Linked DNA regions of Homo sapiens: regions 1, 3, 4, 5 and 6 are each linked to region 2. The links are chromatin contacts, found by Hi-C or POLR2A ChIA-PET in ENCODE. All regions are on one chromosome and are shown on one strand. The core of a region is the stretch at or near the end of the contact, and the rest is flanking DNA. Distances in the headings are between cores, read along the strand shown.

Region 1 (4,091 bases), core at 172-2,671, 970 kb before region 2:
AAAAACAGTATGCTAAACAAAAGAAGCCAGACACAAAGGAGAACATACTGTATAGTTTTGTTTGGATGAAACTCTAGAAAAGAAAAATATAATCCACATTTAGAACAGCTCAATGGTTGTTTGGGGTTGGGTGGAAGCAGGATTGACTAAGAAGGGGTTTAGAGAACTTTGCGGGTAATAAAAATGTTCAATTTGATTGCATTTTAAAGAAGAAAGAAAAATTATCTGAGAATTGAGGGTCCTTTTAAATTATCAGGCCTAGAGAAACATTAAAATGAGAGCAAACACATCCTACTCCCTTTCTTTGAGCTATGTATTCATGTCTTAAAACTGCTTGCTATTGCCAGGAGTGATTACAAATTAACTTAATGATGTCACACTGGACACTATAATCCATGATCTATAGTTAATTATTTATAGCCAATCACTAATCAGTGTTATTTCTGTGAACCAATGAGAATTCCTGACAAACAATTGTGTACCAACCCACTCACTGTCTGCCTCTTTTTCCTTTAAAAACCTGCCTGTAACAAAGGCCAGAGGAAGCTAACAGCCAAGAGTATTTGGGTCTGTTCTTCCTGGCTTCTGCCCTCACTTTGGCTCAAGAAAACTCTAATTATAATTTGTGTCTCAGCCCCTTCCTTTTAGGTCAACATTTCACAGTTTACAAGTATAAAAACTTGTCAAACTCATTGAAATGTTTACTTAAATGGATATATTTTGTGGTATACAAATTTTACTTCAACTGATTCAAAAAGAAGGCAATGAGCATGATAGAAACCATTTTCTCTTCTCCCTATACTCCTTCAATTCACCCAGAAGGAATTTCCATTAACAAGTCCAACATGTTTCCTATTTCTTCATTTCTCACAATATCCAAAACACTTTATATAGGGTCAAATGTTCTCATTATTTCCACTGGAGAGAATTAATTAATCAAAGGCCAGTATTCAAGTGTTGCTTTTCTCAAGGAAGTGAGAGGAAGGACTTCTTTTTTCCCCCTCAGGCAGCCTATACAATTCTCCCAAAAAGGGTTTCTATTTTAGACTTGGGTTTGGGCATAGTAGGAAATGCTTTTTGGCTTTAAATCCAATTCACATGTTTCAGTACAGCTTTACCAGTAATAAAGTGAGTGTTTAGATTGCTTCCTGATTCTTTTGCCTATTTCATAATTTACTTAGAATTCAGACTACAGTGTCATTTCAGCCTATTAAGTTTGAAATGCTTATTTAGGGTCTCCAGTTGAAGCAGCAGGACTTACATGGAATTCATAACAGAGAACAAGCTGAATAGGAATGTGGACATTAGAACAGGAAGTCTGATTACTCATGGCAAAGTTATACCTTTAAGCGGAATTGCATTTCAAAGTAGATCAGGAAAAACCCCTTGCAATTTTCCATTATGCAGATTTTTGACGAGTCACTGGAAAAGAGGAAGGTGGATTAGTTCCCTTAGACTTCATTATGTCTGTCAAGCTAAAGAGTTTCATGTTCTTAAAATCCTTCAGAACACAACCCTCTCACAGAGCAGCTTAACCGTAATGTCACCCTTATTCTCTCTCATGTGTTTTAAGATTAAAACTGGCATCATGATTCTGACTCAATGTCAATTCTCTCCAATCCTCCTGAATATACTCACTCTTCTACATATCCAATCCAAGAAAGAAAACTTTCCTATCTCAGAGCTTGCTTATATTTATTTTATCTGTTTATAGATTTACATATCTTTTCAATGTCCATCATATTAAAATGGAAAAGCTACAGTTCAGAGCAGGAACTCTGTTACATGCCTCATTGTTCCCCTAATACCAGGAAAATACTAATTACCCAATAAAAATTTGTTGACTCACTGGCTGCCTGTGTCTCTGTATTTTATTTCTGAAGAAAACTCATGGGCCTTTTTAGAGTTTCTGAAGTTTTCTGACTGCTATTACCTATTTTTTTAAAATAAGGAGTAATTTTTAACTAAACGAGGGAAGGTTTTAATGTTTTGATATATCTTAAACATCTCGCAATAAAAACTATCTTTATGTTTTTGGCGAGAACATGCACTGATATCTTTGTTTTCCACTTCATCTCTTTACTCCTTTAGTTCATTTTTTTGTGATTTGTGAAGACTCAACCCAATTTAATTACTATTCATTTTTCTTAGTCTATCTACTTCCCCTTGATTACTGATTTATTCTTAAACTCAATTCTCTCTAGCACTTGATCTTGAAAAATGAAATTGGAACTAACTTGGGTGACAATTCTGTTTCTTTCTAATATCCTAAAGTCTGTGATATTCTTTTTTTAACATCCAAAAAATTTTTTTATTTATCTAAATCGTCATGTTTCCAATTTACATAAGATAGCACCTTAGGTTACTCTCCCACAGACTCTTATTATATGTTTTTTATCACCATATCAGAAAGTAGACCTATTTTTTAAATCAGAAAAATAATAAAGCAGAGAAATGGGAGATCTTTAAAGCCTGTCACAATAGCAAACCTTAGATATTAATTTGGTGGTGCAGGAAACAAAAGATATATCTCACTGCCATATTCCTTGATGAAATTATTCTTTGAACACATTTTTCTCTAAAAGTATAAAAAACTCTCACATTAAGATTAAAGACACTAGTCTAGATATTATAATTATGGAAGATGCTAATTACTTTGAGTATGACTTTTTGATCCATTTAAGCACTGGCAACCCTAGAACTGGTAGTAGCAATTTGTTTGGTGAGTACCACATGCATGGATGAGTTCAGAACCAAAATTGGGAAAATACAGCTAGACTCAGGCAAATAAACTAAAAATGAGAGCCAATTATCAAAAAGCATATTTTAGTACTTTTAAGGTCAAAGAAGAAAAATAATCAAGTCTATAATACATATTTGAAATCTGTTTTTTTTTAAAGGTAGAAAAATTAGAGATTGGCATGTTAAGAAAAAGAGAAATATTTTGAGGGACATTTGTTTAAAAAGCTATATCATAAGTGATGAAAAGATAGTTCCATTTCAAGTAAGAATTTACAAAGTCAACTACAATGAAACAGCCACTGAGAAGTTGGGTGGAAACCACAGGGATACTCTCTGAGGCTTCTCTTGGGTCTACAAGCTCCTTCTATCAAATATGCAAGACCAAAAGCAGAGGTTTATACTTTTCTCAGTCAAAAGGCTTGGGAGACCAGTTACTTAGGAGTCTGGAGTATAGAAAATGATGACTAATAACCTAAGATTAATAATACTGGGGAAAATTTAAGCTAGAAGAATCCTAGAAACATCCTGTAATCAAATGGCCAAATACAAACTTAGGCAATACAAAGCAGTCTCAGCTTACTATTATCTTTTTCCTTCAAGAGCATCCTCCCTTTGATACCCTAACTTTCCCCAATTTTTACTATTTTCTTCAATTTTTCCACTCCCAAATTTGTTAGTTTTTCTTCTCCTCTCAGTTGCCCTTAAGTGTGACTTATTTTCCTAATTTCATCATTTTCTAACCTATTATCATGTTTCAATCTCTATTTCAGTCCTAAGATTATCTAACTTTACAATTCTTCCACTTTGTACATTTGTTTACTTTAAAAAAAAATCAGTCTTAGATTTAACATCAATTCCTAATCTTCCATTCTTGGTTTTACTTTTAATCTCCTCCCTGTAACTAAAAAGAAAAACAGTTCTCATTTCCACTCTGTGGTTATTCTTCTAGAATCACTGCATGTACAACTCCAAAGTGAGGCAGACAGGAACCACCTGTGTGGGTTTCTTTGAAGCTCAAATCTCATTCTTTATCTTGACAAAAATACAAGCAAAAGAACATTCAAAAATTTAAAGAATGTTGACTCTCCAAATATGTTCAAATAATTCTCATGATGTTTTATGTGAAGTTTCTCTTTTTGATTATCATGGTTGATCATGCAAAAAACAAGCATTTAAATGGCATAAAGATAATTTGTTTATATGCCTTCAAAATATAAACAAATATTCAATATCACAAAAATCTATTGCTATTTCTATATACTTTTCTTAATGATAAGTAGTCATTCGAAGTTGTGTTAATAAGTTAATGTCTTAAGAAGAAACACAAGAGAGAGCTGAATAGTAACAGC
Region 2 (3,870 bases), core at 76-2,575:
AAATTGAAATACGGGTGAACTAAGTTTAAAGGTAAAAACACAGTGGGCAAGAGAAAAATGGGACAGAAAAGAGACTGGTCTATTTACCTCATCTTCAGAAGCTACTCCCAAAGGCTTGGAGGCCTAAGAGAGAAAGACAGAGATGTACAATGACGCAGTTCCTCTAAAATCAGGGGTTGATGAAGCCCATAGGCATCTGAGCCTCGGCTTCTTCATCTATAAAATGGTTGCATTTATTTAAAGGTGCACAGGGTTTTCTAGTGTTTATAAACGCTCAGTAAGTGGTAACTACTATGATTTGCAACACAATAGAGAAAGCAGTTATACCAAGATGTGCAAACAGCCCCTCCACCTCAGACCACCACCACCTGGGCTTTCCACCTCAAGAACACTCACTGCCTCAGAGGCTGCACCTGGGCTTTCCACCTCAAGAACACTCACTGCCTCAGAGGCTGCACCTGGGCTTTCCACCTCAAGAACACTCACTGCCTCAGAGGCCGGGGCTCCGGGGGGCCAGGGGCCAGGCCTCAATCCCTCCTGCCGAAGGGCCTTGTCCTGGGTGAAGTGCCCGGCGAGCTTCATGAGCGGGTTGGCACCCCCGCATTCGGCCTCCACCAGCTCCCGCATTGCCATGGTGACCGCCAGCTCTCTGATGGACACAGGAGGTTTGGAACTGAGGTACCCAAGCCAGACCCTTCTCACATCCACAACTCTGCCCGTATCTGAGGAAGGCACACAGGCGTCTGCCCCACACTGGCCGCCCTCCACCCCAGTGCTTTTGCTGCGACCCCCACCTCTGCCAGGAGTTCGAGGGAGGTCGGTACTCTCTCCTGCCGCCCCCCTCAAAGGCCACCGCTTCCAGCCTGCGCCTCTGCAGAGGCCTCCGCGACTACGGTCCCATGGGCTGGGGGCCAGCAGCTGCCTCCACAAAGGGGCCTGGACCCCGGGGGACCACGGGGACGCTTCAACAACCAGGCTGGACGGCGACACTGCCCGAAGAAGGGACAGTGGGAAAACAGCCCGACCATACCTAGCCCCGCGCAGCCCCAGCACGCGGTGAGCACGGCAGAGGAGCATTCCCTCCCCTTAAGTCACCGGAGCCCTTCCCCCGGCTCGGCCCGGTCCCTCCCGCGCTCCCCACCGCCCATCTCCCCGGCCCTGCTGCCGCTCCAGCCCCGCCCCTGGGACCCGCGAGGCCACCGCAAGGGTGGGGAGGGCCCAGGGACGCGGCCCCGGGCCCCCTCGGGGTCAGGCGCTCACCGCGGAGCGCCGCGCCGCACGACCCGCCGGGGCACCAGGTGCTGGCTTGGGGGAGGGGAGAAGAGGGGGCGGGGAGCCAGGGGGCGGGGCTCAGGCTTAAAGGGGCCGTGACCGCCCCGCAGCGGCCCAGGCCCAGCGGAAGCTGTCTGAAAAGGCGGGGCCTTAAGACTGCGACGCAGCCTGACGGGAAGAGCCGTGAGTCTTAAAGGGGAAGAGCACCTTAGAGAGCGGGTCTTGGAGAGTCGCCTTTAGGAGCGCTCGAAAAGGCCACGGGCCCTAGGATTTGTTTGACGGAAAGCTCAAAGAAGAGTGGAGCTAAGAAGGGCTTCCCAGGCTCTGGGGGAAAGCCGAAGACGCGAGATCCTAGGCTCAGTCGATCCTGCCTCTTCCCTTGGGCGCATTGTGACCTAAGGGGATTCAGTGCCCTTTCTGAGCCTCAGTTTTCCCCTCTAAAATGGGGCTGGCTAATGTTCCCAAGCCCAAGAAAGAGAAAAGCCCTAACACCAGGGGCTGGGGAGTCCAGTCCGAAGCCTTCTTCAGCCTCCTAGGCCTGCCCCGCTTCCAAATAACCCCTAGCGGGGTAGCGTCACTGTCTCCATGGAGACAGGGGCCCGCCCCCGCCTTAATCCCTCTCCACCTCTGCATAATGGGGAAAATAGCACTGCATGATGACAAATTCCGGAGACCAAAATAGGGTCCAACGCATCCTGAGACCTCGAGCTGGTAACGTACAGGGAAGGTGAACAGTGAGTCAGCCCTTCCTTCCGCTAAGTCAACATAGTGGCCTTATTCCCATCACTCCAGGCTGGGAAAGGACAAACATACAAGAAATGCTTTTAATCACGGAATAAGACTAAGCCTCAAGCCCCCTCATCTGCCAAAGAGTGTGCTCTGCTGTCAAACCTCAAAGTCATTGAGAAACAAACCCTGATAATCTCACCCAGCTTCAAGACCAAGGGAGTCCTAGTGTCATGGAGAAGAGCAAGGAGGGGCCCAGGGCTGCCGGTAAATGACCAAGGGCAATAATGCCAGACGAACAGAAGTACCATCCCAGCCCAGGGTGCATGAGCGGAGGCAGGCAGGCAGCAGGTGGCGCCATGGGCCGGGCTTGTTTCCTGGCTGTTCTGCAGATTTCAGAGGTGGAGGCCTCAGGGGGCCACAGGGAATGTCTGTGTAAACTCATCCCTGGGAAGACAGAGAAGCTGCTCTGACACCTCAGGGGAACAGAATGGCAGGGGACAGACCATAAGACTGTGCAACATTTCTCCTTTTCCTTGCCTTTTCGCCCTCTTTCAGAGGCCCCACTTCTACACCCCGTTTTCTTCCGGAGCACACAAATCCCAGCCCTTGGGCGTCCCCTGTTCTCAGGCTGCCATCGTGAGGAAAATACCTGATAAACTAAACCACACAAGGATGAAGAGATGCCCTCCAGAAGGTGCATACTTTTAAAAAGAGGACCCCCTAGAGAGAGCAATGTTTAAAGGAACCCATCTGATACAGTAGAATTTCAGAACCTCAAGGCAACCAGAGTTTCCCAGTACCACTTAAACATCACAACACACATAACCTTCTGCTCTGCTAGGAGTTTATCAACTGATTAGCCGTAACTCACTTTGTGTGCAGATCTTGGAAGAATGCTAATAATAATAACTGATGTTTACTAAAATCCAGGTGTTGTGTAAAACACTTTATGTATCTCAATGTTTTTAATCTTCTTAATACCCCTATTAAATAGATATTAGTAGACCCACTTTACAGATAAGACTTGTGCAAAATCAGATGGCTAGGAAGTCAAAATTTAATCCAGGCATAACTCTAGGCACCTACTTCCCAGTCTTAGAGAAGACTTACTGATAAACCATGGAGATCTTTGATCTCCTAGGCCATAGAATCATTCACAGAACTTGGTCCACAGTCCCAGCCAGAGGTGCTGGGAAAGGGCTAATAGAGTGACTTTGGTGTTTAATATTTAATTTACTGAAGCTCTAGATTTGAAACCCTAGATTTTGTTAATCCAGGTTCAACTTTAAATTCTTGTTCTATTCATAAAAGTAGTAATTTTTATAAAATAAAAATAATTTTTACTTATTCTTTAATGTTTGACGAATTCAAGTTCAATAGATGTTTAGACACACATTGCATTGACTGTGTGCCAGGCATTGTTTCAAGCACTTTTCAACTATTGATTTATTTAATCCTCCTAATAGTTATTAATAATAACTATTATCCCCCATTTTACAAAAGAGGAAACTGAGGCACAGAGAAGTTGAGTGACTTGCACAAGGTCATACTAATAAATAGCAGAGCTGGGATTTGAACCCAGACCACGGTCACCAAACTGTAAAGGGCTCAATGGTCAATATTTTTGGCTTTGTAGTCCATGCAGTCTCTGTCACAGTGACTCAACCCTGCTGTTGGAGCACAAAAGCAGACATAGGCCACACCTAAACAAATGAGCATGGCTGTATTCCAGTAATGCTTTTTATGGGGACTGAAATGTGAATTTTATATAATTTTCATGTTACAAAATATTCTTCTTCTTTTGATGTTTTTCCAACTATTTAAAAATGTCAAATACTTATTTGTTTTGAGACAGTCTTGTTCTGTCAC
Region 3 (4,258 bases), core at 1,035-3,534, 770 kb before region 2:
CTAAGAAGGGGCAAGAACAGGCTCCATTTCTAGGCGTAAAAGGGTAGGATAGACGTGGATGGAGAAAGAGTGGCTATCCCGGATTCTTTTTTCTTTTCTTTTTTTTGAGGCGGAGTCTCGCTTTGTCGTCCAGTCTGCAGTGCAGTGGCGGTGCGACGTCGGCTCACTGCAACCTCCGCCTCCCGGGTTCAAGCGATTCTCCTGCCTCAGCCTCCTGAGTAGCTGGGACTACAAGCGCGCACCACCACACCCGGCTAATTTTTGTATTTTTAGTAGAGAAGGCGTTTCACCATATTGGCCAGGCTGATCTCGGACTCTTGACCTCGTGATCCGCCCACCTCGAACTCCCAAAGTGGTGGGATTACAGGCGTGAGCCACCGCGCCCGGCCCCGGATTCTTTCTTCTTAACATACATTGGATATATTTCTCTTAATCTACAACAATGTAGTATACTATAGTATAGTATGGACAACTAGTTCTGCCCCAAACTGTGGGTCCTTGAGCAAATTACTTAGAGATTTCTTGGTGTAAATGAGGATGACAATAGCAAATTTTAAATATTGTTATGAATTATAAATGAGGTAACAGAAGAAACTGACAGTTTGATTTATCAAGTACCTATTTCTACCACTACAGAGACGAATGTTTCTGTGATGATTTGATTAAGCTCCTCACATCTACTTCGAGTATGTTTGGAAAGTCTAAATTTAGATCGTTAAGAAGAATGGTGGTGGGGGTGGGGCGGAGGCTCGGTGGCTCACACCTATAATCCCAGCACTTTGGGAGGCTGAGGCAGGTGGATCACCTGAGGTCGGGAGTTTGAGACCAGCCTGACCAACATGGAGAAACCCCATCTCTACTAAAAATACAAAATTAGCTGGGCGTGGTGGTGCACGCCTGTAATCCCAGCTGCTCGGGAGGCTGAGGCAGGAGAATCCCTTGAACCCAGGAGGTGGAGGTTGCAGTGAGCTGAGATTGCACCATTGCACTCCAGCCTGAGCGACAGAGCAAGGCTCTGTCTCGAGAACAACAACAAAAAAGAAATAAAACGTAAAAATGAATACATAGCCTCATCCCAGTAGAATTTAAATTCTATGCAAACAGGAAATGGAGTTCTCCTACCACACCATAGTATCCTCAGAATATAAACTGGGTTTGGCAACATAGTAGATCTGTATAAATAAACGAACCCAGACTTATATCCCCTTGTGGATTTTTCAGGCCATTTGTCTTTCTTATTCACTCTTGTTGTCACTACGTTAGTCTGCTGCTGTTTATTAATAGTATCTAGGGGAAGAAGGCCAGAGAATATCAAGGTAAGGTCCACAGCCTTTAAAGGGCCACTTGTCAGGGTATAAGATTTCATGGGTTATCTCTTAATTTTGAATTTCATTTTTTAAAAATTATAAACTTGCTTATTTTCCATTAGCTTAAAGCAGCCACTTACATGTAATTGGAATTAAGCTGGATTTTAAAATTTACCTGGGGTTCGCTCACGCCTGTAATCCTAGCACGTTGGGAGGCCAGGGTGGATCAGTTGAGCCCAGGAGTTCGAGACCACCCTGGGCAACATGGTGAAGCCTTGTCACTACAAATGATACAAACATTAGCTGGACATGGTGGCATGTGCTTATAGTCTCCGCTACTCAGGAGGCTGAGGCAGGAGGATCACTTGGGCCCAGCAGGTCGAGGCTGCAGTGAGCTGAGATCGTGACACTGCACTCCAGCCAGCTCCTTTTTGCAACAGAGAAAGACCCTGTCTCCAAAAAATAAATAAAGAAAATAAATAAATCTACATGGAATCTAGTTTTTGAATATTGTGGTTGTAATCAAAGCAACTTCCCATGTCCGAACACTTAAACAGTTACAGGATTATAGGGTCAGGCCACTGAAGTCAACACTTGTTGCACACATTTTAAAAACAGGTAGAGTATTGCTGCAATAAATTTGCATTGAATCATGCAAGAAGTACTCGAGATTTTGCACTCCCATGAGATTGTGCACATCCATGCCAAACAGACCAAGAACCAAAGAGGATGAAGGAAAACAGGACGCTGAGGGAGATAAAGATGTTGTCGTATCGCTCGGTGGCATCAACAGGAGGATAAATTCCATAGGAGGAGAAGAGAAACAGAAGAACAAAGAAGGGACCAGAGTATTTGATCCGCTTTGAGTGATGGAGCTTGTCGCTCCGGAGATTCAAGATGATCTGCAACTCACGTCTGCACTTGCTTACGCAGCCTTTTACAAAAGCAAGACGCCAGCAGGCGGGGCTAACCTACAGGGTAGATACAGACAGGAAGAAATTCTTTGGTTTCTGGGCCCGCCTCATCCAAATATTTCTGTAACTGCCCTATTCAGCTGGGAGGCTAAAAATAAGAGGTCAACAGCTTGTGTTATTTGTAAGAAAAATGCATAAATTAGGGAAGACGGGTTTTTTTTGTTTTTTTTTTTCTTTGAGACAGAGTCTCGCTCTGTCGCCCAGGCTGGAGTGCAATGGCGCAATCTCGGCTCACTACAAGCTCCGCCTCCCGGGTTCATGCTATTCTCCTGCCTCAGCCTCCCGAGTAGCTGGGACTACAGGAGCCCGTCACCATGCCCGGCTAATTTTTTTGTGTTTTTAGTAGAGACGGGGTTTCACCATGTTAGCCAGGATGGTCTCGATCTCCTGACCTTGTGATCCGCCCGCCTTGGCCTCCCAAAGTGCTGGGATTACAGGCGTGAGCCACCGCGCCCGGCCGGGAAGCTGATTTTTCACTACACAGAAAGATTGTGTGGCACTTGTAAATGAAGTATGTATAGTAGAATATGCATCAGGTCATAGAATTACTACAAGTATAATAGCTAGAAAACTGTATAGTATGTAACAGCCACTGAATGTTAAAAATGTGTTAAATGCCTGTGGTGTCAAATGTATGGAAAAGGAAAATACACGAGTCTTTTTCACTTAAGAGAGCTTTGCCGCTGCTACTTCACATCTCTTCCTCTTCAAGTTGCTAAAGGCAAATGCTAAAATATTACAGTGACCCCTTATACAAGTGAGGGTGAAGAGTTTTTGTCTCTTCAGACTATGGCATGTTCTGAGGATTGTAGTGCTATTTTGCTTAAGTACCTTAATCAGGCACTAATGTTACCTGCCCTTTCTCTTAACTTCCCCTTGCCTGAAAGGAATTGGGGCCTCAGGCTTGAAAGGAGCTTGCTCTTTGTGATTCCACCAGGAGCCGTCCCTAAAAGTGGGAGGAGAACCTCTGTTGCAAGCAGACCACACCTGCTGTTTCCACACTAAGGCTCCTCTGCAGTGGCTTCCTCCCCACTTCCTACCACATTCAATGCCCGGAGGCCAATCTGGCTGTATTCTGAGTCTTGTACTCCTTTTTGAGACTGTGATAAGAGAGTTTGCACCTCACCGCCCCTCAAGAGTACACTAAAATACATTTGCATTCACTTTCGGGGGTATTTGCCTAGTCTATGTTATTTTTTCTTTCTTTTTTTGGGGGGGTGGGGGTGGCAGATAAAGAGGGAACAGGGTTTGACTCTGCTCCCCAGGCTGGAGGGTAGTGGCTCACTGCAGCCTCAAACTCCTGGGTTCAGGGATCCTGCCTACTCAGCCTCCGGTGTAGCTGGAACTACAGGCATGGCACCACCACACCTGGCTCATTTTTAAAGTTTTTTTGTAGAGATGAAGTCTTGCTATGTTCCCCAGGCTGGTCTCAAACTCCTGACCTCAAGCCATCCTCCCATCTCAGCCTCCTAAAGCAAGGTAATTATAGGCATAAAGCACCACACCTCCTAGCCCATTTTAGAACCCCATTTGATAAACAGCATCCTGGGGCTTCAGTAGTCTTTTTCCTCCTAGAGAACTCGGTGAATCTTTTCCAGGGAGTTAGGCTCTGCTGCACTGGAGGGTTACCAAAGTTAGGGAGAAGCCCTGTTAAAAGAATGTAGACCTTTAATTATGAAACACTGTATTGAAAAGTATCCATAGGTCAGGCACAGTGGCTCGAGCCTGTAATCCCAACACTTTGGGAGGCCGAGGTGGTTGGATTGATCACTTGAGGTTGAGGTCAGGAGTTTGAGACCAGCCTGGCCAACATGATAAAACCCTGTCTCTACTAAAAATACAAAAATTAGCCAGGCGTGGTGGTGGGCATCTGTAATCCAGGAGAATCACTGGAATCCGGGAGGTGGAGGTTGCTGTGAGCTGAGATCACGCCATTGCCTGGGTGACAGAGCGAAACTCTGTCTCAAAAGAAATTAA
Region 4 (4,098 bases), core at 162-2,661, 700 kb after region 2:
AGTACTATTATTTCCATTTTTATGTGCAAAGCTCCTTAAGTATAGAGAGAATGGTCTGATCTCGTCTGAGGCCAAAACAGTGCCCCAGCATGGGCTAGTGGGCTTCCTGCACCAGAATGGTAAGAGCATTAACAATGATGATTTATTTATCCTGTGCCAAGTCTGTTAGGCTGTTTGCATGTATCATATCTGATCTAAGTATCCTAACCTCAATCCCATGAGGTGCATAATAATACAAATGAGTTTACAGAGCGGAAATTGAAGTAAGAAAGTTAAGCGATTTGCTTAACATCTTCCGTTGCGGATCTGTTAAGCGATTTGCTTAACATCTTCCGTTGCGGATCTGTTAAGCGATTTGCTTAACAACTTCCGTTGCGGATCTGTCAGACTTACAGTTTCTCACACATCGCGCCCCAGGGATATACTTACTAGGCCTATTGTATTTTGCCCAAGACTGGGTCACACTGCCATGTACTCGACTTTCCTACTCTTTTACGACCTGCAACACCACATCTTACCTGGGGATCTCACCCGCGGCTCTGATTCCGGCAGTCAGGCTGAAATGAAAAGGAAAAAACACGCGTGCACAACACGCACCAATTAGCAAGGCAGTTTTCAAGTCGGCGGAGAATCCGGCCAATCCCCGGCAGGCAGAGGCAAAGGGCCGCCTCTGAGTCTGGCAACGCGCGGGCAAAGCCACAAATACCGAGTTCAAATCTCAACGGCTGCAGGACGGCCAATCGCGACGCCCGCCGGAGCGGCCGGCCAATCACAGCGCCGCCCGGGGGCGGGCCAAGGCTCCGGCTCCGGCCCCCGCTCCCACCCCCGGCCCGCCTGCGAATCCCTCCTTGGCCGCAAGGTCCCCCTTTGCCCAGTCGGCGGGGAGGAGGCCGTATTTCTGCTGGCCAGAGACGTCGCGTCCCTGGCTGGGCATTCAGTCACCCCCAGGAAAGGAGGCAAGTCCACGCTGGGAGTTAGAAGGCATCGCCTCTAATCCAGGTTTCGCCATCTCCTCTGCTAAGTGACGTCCAGCAAGTCACTTCACTTTCAGGACCTCAAATCTCCTCCCCAGTAGTAAAATAGGGGTAATAAAAACAGCTACAGCGGAAGACTGTTGTGAGGCACAGAGAAAGGGCTTGGTCATTGGAAGCGGGTTCCAGGTTCTCAACCTTCATTTCCTTCACGGTTGAAGGACGCCAAAGAAAGCGGAAAGGGTGAATTTTCTTGAAATCTCAGTTTTGGGGAATCTTAGCGACGAGTCGCGGACCTCAGCTTGTCCGGCGCTCCAAAACTTCCGGCAGGCGGACCGGAAGCACTGAGGCGGGAAGGGTGGTAGAGGCCCCTCCTGCCGGAACCCGGGGGGCGGGGCTCGTGGCTGTTGCGGATGGGGCGTAGGTGGGCGGTGCGCCCACAGCTGCCTGGGTAAGGCCCAAGATGGCTGTCTTCGCCTTAGTACTCGTGTGAAGTTGGCGGGGACGGTTCCTGTCATCTTCTTGGGCTTATTTGGTGTGCTGTTGAAGGGGGGAGACTAGAGAAATGGCAGGGAACCTCTTATCCGGGGCAGGTAGGCGCCTGTGGGACTGGGTGCCTCTGGCGTGCAGAAGCTTCTCTCTTGGTAAGTGGCTGATGTAGGCACCCCGATAACTGCTTCGTAGTATAATAGGCGGCTCAGATTAATTCCCTCCCTTCCCCATCCCCAGGTGTGCCTAGATTGATCGGTATAAGGCTCACTCTCCCGCCCCCCAAAGTGGTTGATCGTTGGAACGAGAAAAGGGCCATGTTCGGAGTGTATGACAACATCGGGATCCTGGGTAAGACTTGACCTTCGACGTGGTACACAATTTCAGAATGGCAATTAGGCTGTAACGACTATCTTTTCCTCCTGTGTAGAGAGTGGTACTGTGCTCAATAGTAAGAGCAAACACTTATGTAGCTGTTTACATTGTGTTTGGCACTGTTCTGAGTCCCCTCGTATAATTTTTACTTCATAAGTAAAAATAAACAGTTTTTCCAAAGTTAATAAATGGCAGCATCAGAATTTTAACCCCAAGCAGTCTGGCTCCAGAGTCTGTGCTATTGTTCTGTACTGTAATGTTCCTTGTCTATAGGTGCTGCTCAGCAAGATGCAACCGTGGGTTGAAAGCTTAGCTGGTGTAGGATGAGTTCTCTTGTCTTGGATCTAATGTGTTCTCTCACATTACACAGGAAACTTTGAAAAGCACCCCAAAGAACTGATCAGGGGGCCCATATGGCTTCGAGGTTGGAAAGGGAATGAATTGCAACGTTGTATCCGAAAGAGGAAAATGGTTGGAAGTAGAATGTTCGCTGATGACCTGCACAACCTTAATAAACGCATCCGCTATCTCTACAAACACTTTAACCGACATGGGAAGTTTCGATAGAAGAGAAAGCTGAGAACTTCGGAAAAGGCTCATCTGTCACCCTGGAGAAGGGAAACTGTACTTTTCCCTGTGAGGAAACGGCTTTGTATTTTCTCTGTAATAAAATGGGGCTTCTTTGGAATTTGATAGCCACATACTTTTGTTTTCCTCTAGATGCTGCCTCTACTCATGTAGACTATGAAGTCTTGACTCATCCTAGATCTTAGGATCTTAGGTTTGGGCTTCACACCACTTGCCTTTTACAGTCTAGCTATACCTAATTCCTTTAAAAAGAAAAGTTGGTGAGAATGTTATTGGCGCTTTTTGACATAATGCTGTTATGTTAATAGTGTTTCTAAAGAGCCTTCCACACTGAAATGAAATATAAGAGAAAAATGGAGTCATACTTCTGTACTACTCTCATAAAATATTTATTAGGCATATTCTCTGAGTAGGAACTATAGGAAAAACAAAAAAGTGTGAGGTGTCCTTTCCATTTAAATATGAAACATTAAGTACCATATGAATGGTAGAGATGGCGGATACTAAGCCTGACTGGTCATCAGTTTTCTGGGTGTTTTAACATTTCAAAAGCCTAGTCCTAACCCCTAAAGATTGATCAGTAGAGCTGAGTTGAGTCTAGGGCATCTATGTGTTTTGTTCTTTTTTAATAATAATTTTTAAGAATTACAGCTGGGCAGAATGGTGCCCACATGTAATCCCAGCATTTTGGGAGGCTGAGGTGGGAGGATTGCTTGGAGACAGGAATTTGAGACTGGTCTGGGCGACATGGTGAAACTCCGTCTCTACTAAAAATAAAGTGGCTGGGTGCGGTGGCTCCTGCCTGTAATCCCAGCACCTTGGGAGGCGGAGGGGGGCGGACCACGAGCTCAGGAGATCGAGACTATCCTGGCTAACACAGCCCTGTCTCTACTGAAAATACAAAAACAAACAAACAAAAAAATTAGCCAGGAGTGGTGGCGGACACCTGTAGTCCCAGCTACTCAGGTGTCTGAGGCAGGAGAATCACTTGAACCTGGGAGGTGGAGCTTGCAGTGAGCCGAGATCGTGCCACTGCACTCCAGCCTGAGCAACAGAGCAAGACTCTGTCTCAAAAAAAAAAAAAAAACAACTTAGCTGGGCATGGTTCTGCATGCCTGTAGTTCCAGCTACTCATGGTTCTGCGTGCCTGCAGTCCCAGCTACACAAGAGGCTGAGGTGGGAAGATCACCTGAGCCCAGGAGTTTGAGGCTGCAGTGAGCTGAGATCATGCCACTGCATTCCAGCCTGAGCAACTGGGGTGAGACTGTCTCAAAAAAAAAAAAAAAAAAAAAGTGAAGTTAGGGCTGGGTGCAGTGGCTCACACCTGTAAGCCCAACACTTTGGGAGGCCAAGGCATGAGGATTGCTTGAAGCCAGGAGTTCAAGACCAGCCTGGGCAACATAGCAAGACCCCATCTCTATATTTTAAAAAACAAAAACTCCATAAAAGTGAAGTTAGATTAATAAATACTTGTTGCGGGGCATGGTGGTTGGAGCACACTTATAATCCCAGCTACTCTGCAGGCTGAGGTGGGAGGATCCTTTGAAACCAGGAGTTGGAGGCCAGCCTTAGGAACATAGCAAGACCCCATCTTCAATAAAAATAAAAAGCACTTGTTAAATTACAAGTGGGTTTTGGATAAATGGATTGATGGGTATATATGAAAACATGATCC
Region 5 (4,302 bases), core at 493-2,992, 890 kb before region 2:
AATTTCAACACTTTGGGAGGCTGTGGCAGGAGAATCACTTAAGGCCAGGAGTTCGAGACCAGCCTGGGAAATATATCAAGATCCTGTCTACACAAAAAAATTTAAAAATTAGCCAGGCATTGTGAGGCAATGCCTGTAGCCCTAGCAACTTGGGAGGCTGAGGTAGGAGGATCCCTTGTGCCCAGGAGTACACAGCTGCCGTGAGCTGTGATTGCACCACTTGCACTCCAGCCTGGATGATAGAACGAGACCCTGCCTCTCTAACAAAAAAAAAAAAAAAAAAAAACGACGGCTGGGCGTGGTGTCACGCCTGTAATCCCAGTACTATGGGAGGCCAAGGTGGGCAGATCACAAGGTCAGGAGTTCAAGACCAGCCTGGCCAACTTGGTGAAACCCCATCTCTACTCAAAATACAAAAATTAGCCAGGTGTGGTGGTGCATGCGTGTAATCCCAACTATTCAGGAAGCTGAAGCAGGAGAATCGCTTGAACCCAGGAGGCGGAGGTTGCAGTGAGCTGAGATTGAGCCATTGCGCTCCGGCCTGGGCAACAAAGTGAGACTACATCTCAAAAAAAAAAAAAAAAAAAAAAAAAAGAACAAACAAATAGTATTTGTAACTGCTTTATTGCATTTCCTACATTCTTTCACATCCATTATATGATTTAATTTTACTCTCCCAAAAACCCTTGTTAAGCACATTATAAGAGCGCAGGTATCATCACTAACAGGTTTTTTTTTCTATTTTACAGATGAGAAAATTGAGGCTTGGAAAGGGCTCACACTCATATGGTTTAACATGAAGCCCAGTGAACTGTCTTTCAACTACATAATGTCCTATAGCATCCTCAGAACCTCACAGTCATTGGATTACAAGGTAGGTAGTTAGGCCCAACAGAGAAAAATGCTGCCTCAACTTTGGAGGGAAAAGGTGTAGGAGAGGTTAAGAAGGGAGGTAGGGAAGGAAGACAGAAAATACTATATAATCATCAAGAAAATACAATGAGAAGAAACAGAATGAACAACCGTTGTAAAGCTTATGATCATAACCTTTGCTCACTGGTAAAACTGCTGAAGGAAAAACCGAATGGTGGATGATGACAGTTGGTGACGAAATTGACAACAGTACAAAAAATAAATCAGATAATCCAGAGTGGCAAGCAACACGATTACCCATAAATGTGCATGGGGAACTGGAAAGGTGTGTGTGTGTGTGTGTGTGTGTGTGTGTGTGTGTGTGTGTGAGAGAGAGAGAGAGAGAAAGGATGAGGATGATAAGCTGAAGGACGCAGGGAAGAGCGAATGAAAGGGGACTGGCAATGGAGCAAGCACGACTGAAAGTGCATGATGGGGAGCAGATGGGTGCCCCAGGGGATTACGGGAGAGGCAGAGTGGAATAACGCAGAGTGGTAATTTAATAAAAAACAAAACAAAAAAAAAAACGGCAGAAATATGGTGATGACAGTCCAGAGTGGAGATGGAGCAGGTGGTCAGGGAGATGACAACCCAGGTAGGGAGGCTAGCAAGGTGACAATACAGAGGTAGTAGTGGCAGGGACGGACAGCGTGCTAGCTGAGAAGGAAGCTGTCATCTGCGACAGAGTACGCGTGTGCGGCAGCGCCTCGGGGTTAGTACCTGTAACCGCGGTTGGAGGCCCGGGGCGGAATCCGGTAGACGCTGACGTCTGGCTTCACACACAGCACAGACTCGTACTCCAACTCGGTCGCCATCTTGGGTCCGCTGTCGGCGCTGCCGGGGGCGAAACGTAAGACCGGAGGCGGAGCACGGGAGGCGGAGATGCAAAGCGCGACAACTTCTGTTGCGTCACTTCCGCGCGAGTTCAAGTTAGTTTCTGAGATTAACCTTTTCGGTGACGCGGGGAGCCATATTGAAACCTGGAAACGATGAGGCTGCACGGCTCACCGTCTTGGATAATGGCAAAGATGGCCTGCAAGTGCGTGACTCTCGTTATGGAAATCTCTGTCCTGGAGAGGTGCTTACGAAAAGCGCCATCTTACTCTAGGCAGGTGCCTGGAGTGTCCTACGAGGACGAGGACCATATTGAATCGTGACGGATTTTCTTACAGGAGTCACTTCCTAACTGTAGTCTCCTGGCAGAAAAGAGGCAACCTCCAGCCGGTAGTCCCAGACGAGGTACCTGCAGAGAATGATGTATGATCTGGTCATAGACACCGTGGATTTCAACTCTCCAGAGTCTAAACGCTGAAAACACCCAACTTGATTTAGTGCCTTACACTCTTTATCTCCGATTTTTCAGGACGACACCTGTTAAAATGTTTTGCCACACTTTCGGCGTGTATTCCGATTATCTTTTTGGAAAATTTGATCCTGTTAAATAGACTATACGTGGGATCAACCCAATTCCTGATAAAATCGGAAGCATAATGAACTATCTAATGGCCTATATTAGCTCCCAGTTCTATTATAATGATAAATGCTACCGAACTCTCACCATAAATATGCTTTTTCTGCGCCCCAAAGGTAAACTTAACCACAACACCCTGACAGTACAGATAGCAAGTGGCAAAACTGAGACAGAAACTCAAGCCTGCCTCATTACAACAGCAGCAGTCTTCACCGCTGCTGGAGCTGGCAAGGTCACCAAGTCTGCCCAGAAAGCTCAGAAGGCTAGATGAATATCATCCCTAATACCTGCCACCCCACTCTTAATCAGTGGTGGAAGAACGGTCTCAGAACTGTTTGTTTCAACTGGCCATTTAAGTTCAGTAGTAAAAGACTGGTTAATGAAAACAATGCATCGTAAAACCTTCAGAAGGAAAGGAGAATGTTTTGTGGACCACTGGTTTTCTTCTTCAGAAGGAAAGGAGAATGTTTTGTGGACCACTGGTTTTCTTTTTTGCGTGTGGCAGTTTTAAGTTATTAGTTTTTTAAATCAGTACTTTTTAATGGAAACATCCAAAAATTTGTCACAGAATTTTGAGACCCATTAAAAAAGTTTAATGAGAAAAAAAAAAAAAGCAAACCTGCCTCTAATTTGTCTGCTCCACCTTGGAAAGTGATATCTTAAATTTCAAAAAGAATTACCACATTTATCCCTGGCGAGGACGTGAGGAACAGTCTAATCTCATACACTGTTGGCAGGAATGTAAATTGGCACGGCATTTTTAAAAGGGAAATTAACAGAATTTATCAAAATATTAATTGGACGTAATCTTCAATTTAGCAGTTTCACTAATAAATATTGTAGAGAAATCCTTATATGCACAAAAAAGTATGTACAATAATACTACAGCATTGTTTGTAATAGTGAAAAAAATGGAAACAAAATGACCATCTATCAATGGGAAATGGTTAATGGTATATCTATTACTATGAGATGTTTTGAACTAAAGGGTTAGCCATTGAAAGAGATCCAAGATTTTTTAAAGCCAACTGCAAAAAACATACAGCATTATCAACTTTTGTCGAAACACCCCAAAATTATATATGCATGCATGTAAATGCATTGAGAAGGCTTTCAAAGGATATAAGGCTAAGTGGGGGAAAGAAACTTATTTTCTCCTCCATATATTTCTCTGTTGTTTAAGATTTATATAGCTATTATTGTCACTGAATACATGTTAAAAGAAAAATAAAGACAGAAAAGTGGTTTATTACTTGTTGTTCCTTATTTCTGACCCTATGATCTCATCTGAAGCCTAGGTCATATGACTACACCACATTGTACCTCTTTTTTTTTCTCTGTTCTGTGTTATCACTGGCAATCATTTTTGGAGGATTCTGGCTTCTGGTTCACCTTCTTACTAGTTTATACTCTTCCTCTTCTCCCAAATCTTTTAGAGATTTCAAAGCCCATATAGTTAACTCTTCCTAGCCATACAATCTCTTGACATAAATTCTAACTATCTTTACCTCTCTTTTCTACCTCACCTGTTCTTCTTCATGTTCTGCACATTGTTAGCCTTCTCTTTATTCCTCCCATCTCCTTGTTTCAACAGTTCTCTTGCCAGCATCCTTAAGTTTCCTTTCCTCTTTGTCTTTCCATCACAGCCAACCCAAAAGACTCCAGTCTTATATATTCCAACCATCTCCCTCCATCATTCTCCAAAAGCAAATCACACAATTATAAAGATTGGTGTCCCTAAAAGTTTATGGGTTTGAGTCTCAGCTTTGCCCTTAACACCCAGATTTGCCATTGCTAGTTTTTATTTTCATTCCCTTTAATGGTTGTTCCAAATTTTGCTGCCCTTTCAGGCCTTCAACTCTAAGTCTTCTCTTTTTCTTTCTTGACAGGTAAAACATCTTACTACTTCCCTAAGAAAA
Region 6 (3,729 bases), core at 1,061-3,560, 840 kb before region 2:
AAATATGAAAGGCCAAGTCAGATGAAGCCTCCTTCACAACTTGTCCTTGCTGTGAGACAGAAGATAAGGTATCTGCTAATGGTGAGGCAGGAAAGCAGACAACCAGCTAGTGACCTCTCCTAAAAACAGCCTAGGCTTCAGGGGAGGATTTCCTGGTACCCTTTTCCTGCCTTTTCTGAAGATTCTGGACTTTGATAATTCCCTAGCTTATGAAGGAAAACTTTAACACAAGGTTCGAGGGACTCAGAACTGAACAAGAAACAGGAAGGGAGAGGATGAGACTATTAGGTACTTTTCTGGAAGGAAACTTTATATACTCCTCAGAAGTGAAATCTCTCCAGTGGTCAACTTGTTTAACTGGAAGTCTGGACAGAAGCGGAGCAGCAGCCCTCCTCCCTTCGTATCCAGGATCTAATTTTTCCTGAAGAATTGTGAGCAAAAAACAGGAGTCGAGAAGGGGACTGGGGCAGTGGTTCAGGGCCAGCATCAAGGAAGCACTTTAACCCGGGAGTTGGCATTCCCCTGCACACTTTCTTCTCGCCTCAGAACATGTGGGATTCCCATTTTCCCTTTGGATTTTATGGGCAGAGGCATACATCCAGCTAGGAATGGAAATGTCAGGAGAGGAGGCCTCTTGGTATCTGAGATAGGATGAGCAGGAACAGATTGCTTTTCTTGTCAAGGGAGCTATAATTGCAGTAAGCTGGAGGGAACACCTCTGGTGAACACTAAGCTGACCTCGGCATGCCCTGGGCAAGGCCAGGACCCCAGATGCCACCGTGATTTTCATGACAGCCCACTCTCCAGGGGAAAAGGCCCAAGGGTGAAGGGTGGTATGGGAATCTTACCACTGGTTGGGTTGTGTAAATCACTGCTACACAGTATGCATGTTCTCAAAATGCAGCTGTTTTCCGATAACCCTTTTCCTCAGCATGAAAACATCCACTTCCCTAAGGGACCTAAAATGAATCCCATCCCTTTAGTCCCCAAACACTAAGAAACCCATTTCTCAGAGCTTCTGCAGCAAGATGTGGGTTCAAATCCAGGAGCTCCCTTGGATCACATTTCCCATTGGATTTTCTGAGTCATCACTCTGTCTTCCCCGGCAGTGAAACCCACGATCCACCAGCTCAACCCCCTACACCCACTAGTGCCAGACAATGACAGAGAGAAGATGAAAGAAAGCACTAACCTGTCTCCAAGGTTCCTCCGGCAAAGGGAGGGAACCACCTGGTACTGGAGTTTGGGGTTGGAGGGATTCCCCTCTTCAGAGGCAGGTGACGGCTCTCATCCTCAGTGGCTCTTCCTGGACGAGGCTGAGCCTCCCAAGTTGGTGAGGGGAACTGGGTCCCCTGAGGATGAGGAGTCAAGGTTGGAGGAGGGGGAGGGGGAGGAGAAGGAGGTCCTACTTGGGGAAGGTGGCACACCCCCCACACCCTGCTTGTTACCCGGGGGAGGAGGGGAGGAGCCTCTCCCAACCAGGAGTTGTCTCCTCCCCCTTGGGGGAGTTCCCCTCCCCCCCAAACTGGATCTTTCTGAGGTGGAGGGCTCTTTCTGTCTGCTGGAGATAGGAGCGGAGGGGCTCCACCCCGTTCCACTGTCTAGGCACGAGGAAGTTGAGGGGGAGGTCTTCCCCTCTCCAGAAGGCTGAAAGCCGATTCCTCTTCTTTCCCTGGAGTGGCTTCTGAACGTAAGGACTCCTGTCTCCTGTGAATAGTGGTGGGCCGAGGGTGCCTACTCCACAGGCACAGCCCCGTCTCTCTTTGCCTCCAAAGTCCTGAACTGTTGAGAGTGTGTGTTTGGAGGGGCGGGGGCGCGCTAGGGTGGTCTCACTCTGCTTCCCTACGGAAAGCTCCCTTCTTTCCACTTCTGGGGGTCTCCTCCCCGGCCAGTACAGGGGTCTTCCTCGCCTCTAGGCAGGAGAGAGGCGTCCCCTCCAGGGGTCTCTTCTTTCCCTCACCCGAGTGGTAAGGGTCTTTTCTCTCCAACAGGGGGAGAGGTTGCTCGCGTCCCCGCTCCCGCCTCCGCTCCCGGGGTGCCCCAGAGGGTGGGGCTTTCGTACTCCCGGCTGTCCCTGAGCTGGCCTGGGCAGCACGGTCCGGGAGGCCGCGGCTCGAGACTCCGGTCCCTGCTACTGTGGCGGCAGCACCTCCTCTAGGGCCGTCCTGTCGGGTCCGCTCCCTTCGGCGCGTGGGGCTCCCCGCGCTGCCACCGCTCGGGCTCCGACCAGTCTGGGCTCCCGGGGAGCCAGAAGGCGGGCAGACAGTGTCAGGGCTCGGCGCGGGCTCGGGCTCGGCTCGGCTCCGCTGCAGGCCCCGGCTCCTCCCCGGCCTCCGCGCCGCGCTCCGCGCCCCTCCCCCTCCCCCGCCCGCCGGCCGCTGCCGCCACCGCCTCCCGGCGCGGGTTAAGGAGGAGCCGGGAGACGCCGAGCCGCGGGCAGCGCCGAGCCGCGAGCCTCGCTACCCGGTGTGCGCTCCGCCTGGAGAGCCACGGCCGCTCTCACGCCGGCGAGGGATCTCGCCGCCCTCGCCCACCTGCGGCCGCGTGGCTCCGGGAGTTCGCCGTCTACCCGGGATGACAACTCACTGCTCCCCGTCGGGAGAGTCCCTAGTGCGCACCGTATACCGTCAATTCCAGCTGACACCCCAACTCCGGCGTTTCATTCTGTTAAACTCCGTATACAGATGAACAGCCCCAGCTTTCTCAGGACTGTCTTTGATGGGCTTCTCTTTCCCTCGAGATAATTTATAAAGGATCATGAGCATTGAGGTGAAGATTGGGGTGAAGTTTATATGTTACCCTTATATCATCCTGGAATTCAGTAAATGCTCCTTGAATGAGTGGATACATGATAAATGAGCGTGTAACGGTGAAATAAACATCAGAAGATCTGGGTCCTGTTCCTTGTTTCAGCTTCCTAAACTTGTGCATGGCCCTTGTTCTCCGCAATCTTGCTCAGCGAAGAAGGGACCTTGATACTTGGCCTGCTTACCCTTTACAGCTGTCACATCCTGAAGTCATATTATTCTGCTGCAAATTCTCATATATTTCATACTCTGGCTTTTTTTTTTTTTTTTTTTTTTTTTTTGAGGTGTTGTTTCACTTATTGCCCAGGCTGGAGTGCAATGGCACGATCTGGGCCCACTGCAACCTACGCCTCCCGGGTTCAAGCGATTCTTCTGTCTCAGCCTCCCCAGCAGCTGGGATGCCTCAGCCTCCGGAGCAGCTGGGATTACAGGCGCGCGCCACCACGCCCGGCTAATTTTTGTATTTTTAGTAGAGATGGGGTTTCACCAAGTTGGCCAGGCTGGTCTCGAACTCCTGACCTCGTGATCCACCTTCCTCGGCCTCCCAAAGTGCTGGGATTACAGGTGTGAGCCACCGCGCCCGGCCCATACTCAGGCTTTTTAAACTTTTATCAAACTACCCTACTTTCTTTCCTTTCTTTCTTTATCTTTTTCTTCTTTTTAAATAGAGGCAGGGTCTCAGTATGCTGCCGAGGCTGGTCTTTAATTCCTGGGTTTAAACTATTCTCCCTTTTTATGCCTCCAAAGTGCTGGGATTACAGGCAGGAAACACGGCCCGGCCTACTCTCTACTTTATAGCACATAAGATAATAGGAGGCCAGGCGCAGTGGCTCACGCCCGTAATCCCAAAGCTTTGGGAGGCCGAGGCGGGGGGATCACTTGAAGTCAGGAATTGGAGACCAGCCTGGCCAACGTGGTGAAA

Evidence for each region. A loop is a pair of places that touch in the nucleus more often than their neighbours do. ChIA-PET counts read pairs that join two places held with the same protein, here RNA polymerase II (POLR2A). Pooled maps may share reads with other maps.
Region 1: a loop to region 2 is called in a map with no recorded cell type, with 5 times the contacts of the local background. The contact joins the promoter of ZNF705A here to the promoter of PEX5 in region 2. A Hi-C loop is called at or near these places in 1 of 37 single-sample maps with no recorded cell type.
Region 3: a loop to region 2 is called in a map of naive thymus-derived CD4-positive, alpha-beta T cell, with 5 times the contacts of the local background. The contact joins the enhancer-like site here to the promoter of PEX5 in region 2. A Hi-C loop is called at or near these places in 2 of 168 maps with a recorded cell type or tissue (B cell and naive thymus-derived CD4-positive, alpha-beta T cell), 1 of 37 single-sample maps with no recorded cell type and 10 of 50 pooled maps. POLR2A ChIA-PET finds 5 or more read pairs at or near these places in 1 of 52 experiments (T-cell).
Region 4: a loop to region 2 is called in a pooled map, with 9 times the contacts of the local background. The contact joins the promoter of MRPL51 here to the promoter of PEX5 in region 2. A Hi-C loop is called at or near these places in 7 of 50 pooled maps. POLR2A ChIA-PET finds 5 or more read pairs at or near these places in 3 of 52 experiments (T-cell, activated B cell and activated CD8-positive, alpha-beta memory T cell).
Region 5: a map of CD8-positive, alpha-beta T cell shows a loop between it and region 2 (10-fold over the local background). The contact joins the promoter of NECAP1 here to the promoter of PEX5 in region 2. A Hi-C loop is called at or near these places in 6 of 168 maps with a recorded cell type or tissue (CD4-positive, alpha-beta memory T cell, CD8-positive, alpha-beta T cell, OCI-LY7 and 1 more), 2 of 37 single-sample maps with no recorded cell type and 19 of 50 pooled maps.
Region 6: a map of psoas muscle shows a loop between it and region 2 (4-fold over the local background). The contact joins the promoter of FOXJ2 here to the promoter of PEX5 in region 2. A Hi-C loop is called at or near these places in 5 of 168 maps with a recorded cell type or tissue (CD4-positive, alpha-beta T cell, endothelial cell of umbilical vein, naive thymus-derived CD4-positive, alpha-beta T cell and 1 more), 10 of 37 single-sample maps with no recorded cell type and 25 of 50 pooled maps.

Annotation. Positions count from the first base shown.
Region 1 is chr12:8,154,345-8,158,435 of GRCh38, reverse strand. It overlaps ZNF705A (zinc finger protein 705A), which reads right to left and starts at 1,421. Exons shown (of 6, transcript NM_001004328.3): 1 at 1,344-1,421.
Region 2 is chr12:7,187,141-7,191,010 of GRCh38, reverse strand. It overlaps PEX5 (peroxisomal biogenesis factor 5), which reads right to left and starts at 1,325. Exons shown (of 16, transcript NM_001351132.2): 1 at 1,261-1,325; 2 at 487-649; 3 at 88-123. The coding sequence starts at 633. RefSeq lists enhancers at 499-578, 36-751, 609-758, 752-1,468, 1,469-1,528 and 2 more and silencers at 949-1,358, 2,379-2,428.
Region 3 is chr12:7,958,882-7,963,139 of GRCh38, reverse strand. No RefSeq gene overlaps it. Among named protein-coding and RNA genes, the nearest start is that of SLC2A3, 25 kb to the right of the region's middle. RefSeq lists cis regulatory regions at 2,097-2,431, 3,204-3,329. Within about 2 kb of position 2,284, at least 34 of the 41 ENCODE cell types and tissues checked have a DNase peak (open chromatin) inside an H3K27ac peak, as active enhancers do; they include B cell, where a contact is called at or near this core.
Region 4 is chr12:6,490,575-6,494,672 of GRCh38, reverse strand. MRPL51 (mitochondrial ribosomal protein L51) reads left to right here and starts at 1,411. Exons shown (of 3, transcript NM_016497.4): 1 at 1,411-1,615; 2 at 1,701-1,811; 3 at 2,206-2,787. The coding sequence starts at 1,537. The coding sequence ends at 2,402. It overlaps NCAPD2 (non-SMC condensin I complex subunit D2), which reads right to left and starts at 571. Exons shown (of 32, transcript NM_014865.4): 1 at 519-571. RefSeq lists a silencer at 614-943 and enhancers at 379-976, 1,144-1,193.
Region 5 is chr12:8,079,714-8,084,015 of GRCh38, reverse strand. NECAP1 (NECAP endocytosis associated 1) reads right to left here and starts at 1,742. Exons shown (of 8, transcript NM_015509.4): 1 at 1,633-1,742. The coding sequence starts at 1,727. RefSeq lists enhancers at 1,500-1,559, 1,630-1,849, 1,281-2,480.
Region 6 is chr12:8,031,297-8,035,025 of GRCh38, reverse strand. FOXJ2 (forkhead box J2) reads right to left here and starts at 2,310. Exons shown (of 11, transcript NM_018416.3): 1 at 1,193-2,310. RefSeq lists silencers at 2,216-2,455, 2,476-2,625.